Regions from separate parts of the Homo sapiens genome. Here region 1 is linked to region 2. A link is a contact called in ENCODE Hi-C data. All regions are on one chromosome and are shown on one strand. The core of a region is the stretch at or near the end of the contact, and the rest is flanking DNA. Distances in the headings are between cores, read along the strand shown. Region 1 holds the start of EXOC8 (exocyst complex component 8). Region 2 holds the start of IBA57-DT (IBA57 divergent transcript).

Region 1 (2,775 bases), core at 273-2,772, 3.2 Mb before region 2:
CTGCTACTCCCAGTCTCCTTCCGACAAGTTACAGTTCGGTGTTATTAACAAGCAGATATCTCCAGTAGCATATCTCCAAAATCATAACAGACGCCTGTATAAAGGAAATTGGTACTTTAAACACAATTTAATATCATATCTTAATTTGTTTGACAGTAGGTTGTTTTCTATCAACTCAAAAACAAGCATGCTGGGATACAACTGTATCTTAAACTTAACCCTGTTCACGTGCAGGAGTAGATTATTATTTCAAATAGGGATTTCTGAAATTTAGCGTGTAGAAAAAGAATCGTTTTAAAAGCATCACTGAAGATCCCCAATGCAACACACGAGCTAACTAAAGTGGGTTTCCTAACGGGAATAGAGGAGGAGAACACACATCCTTTGGCAGTTACTCTGCGTCCTCAGCACTTTCTTAGGTGCAGATTTGGTTGCTTCTCCCTTCTGGGTCCTACAGCACTATCATAAGGCAAATCAGGAACTTGTTATTTTCAAGTGAAGTGAGATTCAAATAAAAATCTCTTTTTTGTTACGGCCCTGAGTCCAACCGTGGCGGTGTGGTCTACACAGCTTTCTTATTGTTCGAGTGGGAGAAAAGGTAAGGAAGACAGAAACACGCCGAGGCAGGAATTGCCAGGTCCAAAACCAGACTCCCCTCATTTAACGCCCCCTGGGACCGTCGGACTAGAGAAAGGAGAGAAAACCAGGGCCGGGGGCTGCAGGAAAGCTGCCAGTCCCGCCTCTTTCCCCAGCGGGGCTCGGAACTCACAGGGTCATTCGCACGCTCCACTTCACCTCGACGGCCTCCAGCTGGCCCCAGAAGAATTGGTCGTTAAACTGAACAAACAGTGCCTGCAAGTCCGGTGTGGGGTCCACCAACTCCCACGACGCGTCCACTAGCGACAGGGACTCCTGGGCATGATCGCGCTCCGCCTCCTGCAAGTTCCACTCCTCCTGAAGCCGCAGTGCCAACATCAAGTCATCATCCATCGTTGCCAGGATCACAGGCGGGGTCCGCCGGCGTCAGGCTGGCTCCCCAGTTACGCCGCGACCCCAAGCCGCCTAGCCGAGGACCAGGACTAGCTCCTAGGAGATGCCGGCTCTCGAGACGGCCCGTCAATCCCGCGAGAGTTCGCGGAAACGCGCTTGAGAACGAGAACGGAGCTTACCCCAAACGCCGAAGCCAAGATTCTAGGGCTTTAAAAAAAGCAGTCAGCATGACACCTCCTAGTGGGCGCAGAACCTGGGCTCACAGGGCTCGGGCCCTACGAAGCTTTCAGGAAGCTAGTTTCAGCCTTTACTCTTTGCCGGTTATTTCAAACCTCAACGTCACGCTCGGTTCATGCGCAGTACCGAAATTTCTCTCGGCCTCTCCCTCCCCTCACTTCCGCAATAGCTCATCTTGCGCATGCGCTTTAACCGATGGCATTGCTGCGCAGGCGCAATGTCTGCGCTCGGCCCACTTGCGCAGGCGCAGTGTCTGACGCTCAGACCCGGCGCAGGCGTACTCGTCTCGTTCCCATTCCTGCTTCCTCAGCCCAGGAGCTCGGTTGGCCTTGGGTGGGTCTAGACAGCCGCGGCGGCTGCGGCGCCGATAGTGACAGTGAGTGCGTGAGACCCGGAGAGAAATGGCGATGGCGATGTCGGACAGTGGGGCGAGCCGCCTGCGTCGGCAGCTGGAGTCAGGGGGTTTTGAGGCGCGGCTGTACGTGAAGCAGCTCTCGCAGCAGTCGGATGGGGACCGGGACCTCCAGGAGCACCGGCAGCGCATCCAGGCGCTGGCGGAGGAGACGGCGCAGAACCTGAAGCGCAACGTCTACCAGAACTACCGGCAGTTCATAGAGACGGCCCGCGAGATCTCCTACCTGGAGAGCGAGATGTACCAGCTCAGCCATTTGCTGACCGAGCAGAAAAGCAGCCTGGAGAGCATCCCGCTTACGTTGCTGCCTGCCGCTGCTGCCGCCGGAGCCGCCGCCGCCTCTGGAGGGGAGGAGGGAGTCGGTGGGGCGGGGGGCCGAGACCACCTCCGAGGCCAGGCCGGCTTTTTCTCCACCCCCGGGGGTGCCTCCCGCGACGGCTCCGGTCCAGGCGAGGAAGGAAAGCAGCGCACTCTCACCACCCTGCTTGAGAAGGTGGAAGGCTGCAGGCATCTGCTGGAGACGCCGGGACAGTACTTGGTGTACAATGGGGACCTAGTGGAATACGATGCGGACCACATGGCCCAACTGCAGCGGGTGCACGGCTTTCTCATGAACGATTGCTTGTTGGTGGCTACCTGGCTGCCTCAGCGGCGTGGGATGTATCGCTACAACGCTCTCTATTCCCTAGATGGTTTGGCCGTAGTCAATGTCAAGGACAACCCGCCCATGAAGGACATGTTCAAGCTGCTTATGTTCCCCGAGAGCCGTATTTTCCAGGCCGAAAATGCTAAAATCAAACGAGAGTGGCTGGAAGTGCTGGAGGACACCAAGAGGGCCCTCAGTGAGAAAAGGCGAAGGGAGCAGGAGGAGGCAGCGGCCCCTCGAGGGCCACCCCAAGTGACTTCCAAGGCCACTAACCCATTTGAGGATGACGAAGAAGAAGAACCAGCTGTTCCTGAGGTAGAGGAAGAGAAGGTGGACCTCTCCATGGAATGGATCCAGGAGTTACCTGAAGACCTGGATGTCTGCATTGCGCAGAGAGACTTTGAAGGGGCGGTTGACCTGCTGGATAAATTGAACCATTACCTGGAAGATAAACCTAGCCCACCTCCTGTAAAAGAACTAAGGGCCAAAG
Region 2 (2,700 bases), core at 105-2,604:
ATAGCAGGGACAGCAGGCAGGCGGCCGCGAACCAGATCCACTCCACCGGGCGGAGGTTTCAGGGATCCAGGTCCCTGGAAGCTGGGCAAGGGAAACCCAAGGCTGTAAGCAGTCAAGGCCCTGACCCGGCATGAACATCACTGACAGTCGTGATGTCAGCACAGATGACTGAGCCAAATGCCAATGTGACCAGCTATGGGGAGACACAGGGAAACACAAGGTAAACAGAACTCGGGAGTGTCACCACAAGCTGTCACTCAGAAACACAGCTCTGCCACCAGGCGGGGCCCCTGAACCCCTTGTCCCTGCGGAGGGAGAAGGGTCACCAGATGGCCCACTTGGGAGGTGCCCACCTAGAGACGCCTCTGCTCTGATATGGTGGGCTGGCCCCCAGGCCTCCCCTGGATGAGTCGCTGACCCATCCCTGGGTGTTGAGCCAAGCCCTCCTCTGGGTGCCCTCCCCCGGGTGCTGGGCCCTGGGTGAGCTTCCCCTGGGTGTCCATCCCAAGTGGAATCTCCTGGGTGCCTGACCCTGAGTGCCAGTCGCTGGCCCACCCACCCTTGAGCTTCCACCCCATCCCGGCCCTCCCCGGGTGCCCACCCCCCACGCCCTCTGCAGGCCCCGGGCGCCCGCCCTGTCCCTGGGTGCCGGTCCCTGGCCACTCCCCTGGGTGCCCGCCCCCGAGCGCCCTCCCAGCACGCGCTCACCCGTACAAGATGACGTCATAGAGCGTCCGGCCCTGCACGTTCAGGAAGTGGGCGTAGCCCGCGCGCGCAGCAGGCGGGGCCCCCGCGGCCGCAGGACTCGGAAGCGGCAGTTCATTGGTCAGCAGCCCTAGCAGGAAGGGCGCCGCGTCGGGGCCACGCACGCGCAGCAGGGTGCGCCCGTCCAGCCGGAAGCAGGCCCAGGCCGCTCCGGCCGTTGGGTCGCCACCAGGACTGCAGGAGCTGTGGGCCAGGCGGCACCTTGGGGCCGCGCGCAGCCGCCAGCGCCAGACCGGGCCGCCGCGCCCCGGAGTGGCGCCTCGAAGCAGCGCCGCGGTCGCCATCTTGGACAAGAGTGGGGCAGCGGGAAGGGCCCAAGGAAGCGGGAGGGGCGGGTGCCACAGCGGCCCCTGGCGGTGGCCGCCGGAGGGAGGCGGGAAGGGGCGGGCGCAGAGTGCGTGCGTGAGGGGTGAACGGAACGTGCGTGCCTGAGGGGCGGAGCAGCGCCGGTTGAGGCCGACTGAGAGTGCGTGCGTGAGGAGCAGGGCCTCCCGAGCTGGAAGGGGCGGGCGGGGCGAGCGTGCCTGCTGGGTGGGTGGGGCATGCGTGTGGGGCGGAGCATCGTGCGCGGGGTGTGTTTCGGGGCGGGGACTCGGCCTATCCGTCAGCACGCAGGCTCCACCCTCGGTAGGTAACGAGGTTTCTGCCGGCCTCTTAAGCGCCATCCCATGTCCCATTCGGTGGCCTTCCTCGTTTTCACCCACCCATGTCGGGCACCGTCACTCATCTCGAGAACCTCTTCATCCTCCCAACCTGAAACTCCCTGTTAAACACCCACTCCCGAGGCCCTGGAGCTCCCATTGTACCTTCTGGCTCCATGAGCGTGCCTCCTCTAGGGACCTCACAGGAGCAGAATCCTACGGGATTTGTCGTTTGCGACGGCTTATTTCACTCAGCATAGTATTCTCAAAGTCCATCCACGGTCTAGCATGTATCAGCATTTTATTTTTATTTTTATTTTTATTTTTATTTTTTGTAAAGACAGGGTCTTGGTTATGTTGCCCAGGCTGGCCTCAAGCTCCAGAGCTCAGGCAGTCCTCCCTCCTCAGCCTCTTGAGTAGCTGGAACTACAGGCGCTAGCCACCACACCAGCTAATTTTTGTATTTTTTTTGTAGAAATGGTCTCCCCATGTTGTCCAGGCTGGTCTCAAACTCCTAGGCTCAAGCGATTCACCGGCTTTGGCCTCCCAAAGTGCTGGGATTACAGGCGTGAGCTACCGCACCCGGCCGCTTCCTCTTTCCTACCAGTTCGCCAGCGTCCACGTGTGGCTGTTGTGTCATTTTTTTCATTTGCTGGACCATTGGGACTTCAGCTGCAGGTGGCAGGAGGCTCCATCCCCAAGTGTCTCCACGGATAAGGACAGGCACCATCCAGCCCACAACCCCTCCGCACCCCTAATCAGTGTGACATGATGAGACACAATCACAGCTTCAAATCACATCCTTGGTAACTTCTGCTTTTTTCAGGCCAGGGTCACCCCCATCATGTGTCTATAGTCCTCTTCAGTGCAGGATTCCAAGCTCCCCTGGAGCCCAGCCTGTCCTCCCACAGGACGTCCTTCCAGACCACAGGACGTCCTTCCAATAACTCTCGTCCTCTCTTCACAGCTGAACTCACAGAGGACAATTTAGGCAGGAACCACACACTGCTATGACATATCCACCCCACCGTGCTTTCTCGAGGAGTGATGTCCCATACCCCCTGCTGAGCAGCCCTGTACAGTGGCCACTTTCCCTGGTAGTAGGTGACACATCTACAAGGTGGCCCCAGCAGCCTTCAGCCCTAGAGTCTGACTGCCCTGGTCCAAGCCATCCCTGCCTTGCTGGCCTCCTGGGGCCCATGCACCCTGTTGACATTCCCCTCTCCACTGCCCTCCACTCAAAGCACCAAAGAAGACTTACTCAATGTGTCCTTATGGTGCAGAGTCCCAGCAA

Evidence for each region. Hi-C counts contacts between places; a loop is a spot of excess contacts on that map. Pooled maps may share reads with other maps.
Region 1: a loop to region 2 is called in a map of CD4-positive, alpha-beta memory T cell, with 22 times the contacts of the local background. The contact joins the promoter of EXOC8 here to the promoter of IBA57-DT in region 2. A Hi-C loop is called at or near these places in 1 of 168 maps with a recorded cell type or tissue (CD4-positive, alpha-beta memory T cell), 1 of 37 single-sample maps with no recorded cell type and 6 of 50 pooled maps.

The regions. Positions count from the first base shown.
Region 1 is chr1:231,336,599-231,339,373 of GRCh38, reverse strand. It overlaps EXOC8 (exocyst complex component 8), which reads left to right and starts at 1,522. Exons shown (of 1, transcript NM_175876.5): 1 at 1,522-2,775. The coding sequence starts at 1,629. SPRTN (SprT-like N-terminal domain) reads right to left here and starts at 1,081. Exons shown (of 5, transcript NM_032018.7): 1 at 770-1,081. The coding sequence starts at 990. RefSeq lists enhancers at 1-469, 868-1,067, 470-1,344, 1,648-1,707, 1,748-1,797 and 1 more and a silencer at 1,918-2,087.
Region 2 is chr1:228,164,166-228,166,865 of GRCh38, reverse strand. IBA57-DT (IBA57 divergent transcript) reads left to right here and starts at 1,354. Exons shown (of 2, transcript NR_103540.1): 1 at 1,354-1,392; 2 at 2,374-2,700. IBA57 (iron-sulfur cluster assembly factor IBA57) reads right to left here and starts at 1,062. Exons shown (of 3, transcript NM_001010867.4): 1 at 709-1,062. The coding sequence starts at 1,049. LOC124904534 (a long non-coding RNA gene) reads right to left here. Exons shown (of 2, transcript XR_007066913.1): 2 at 1,684-2,700. RefSeq lists a silencer at 431-1,470 and an enhancer at 575-1,477.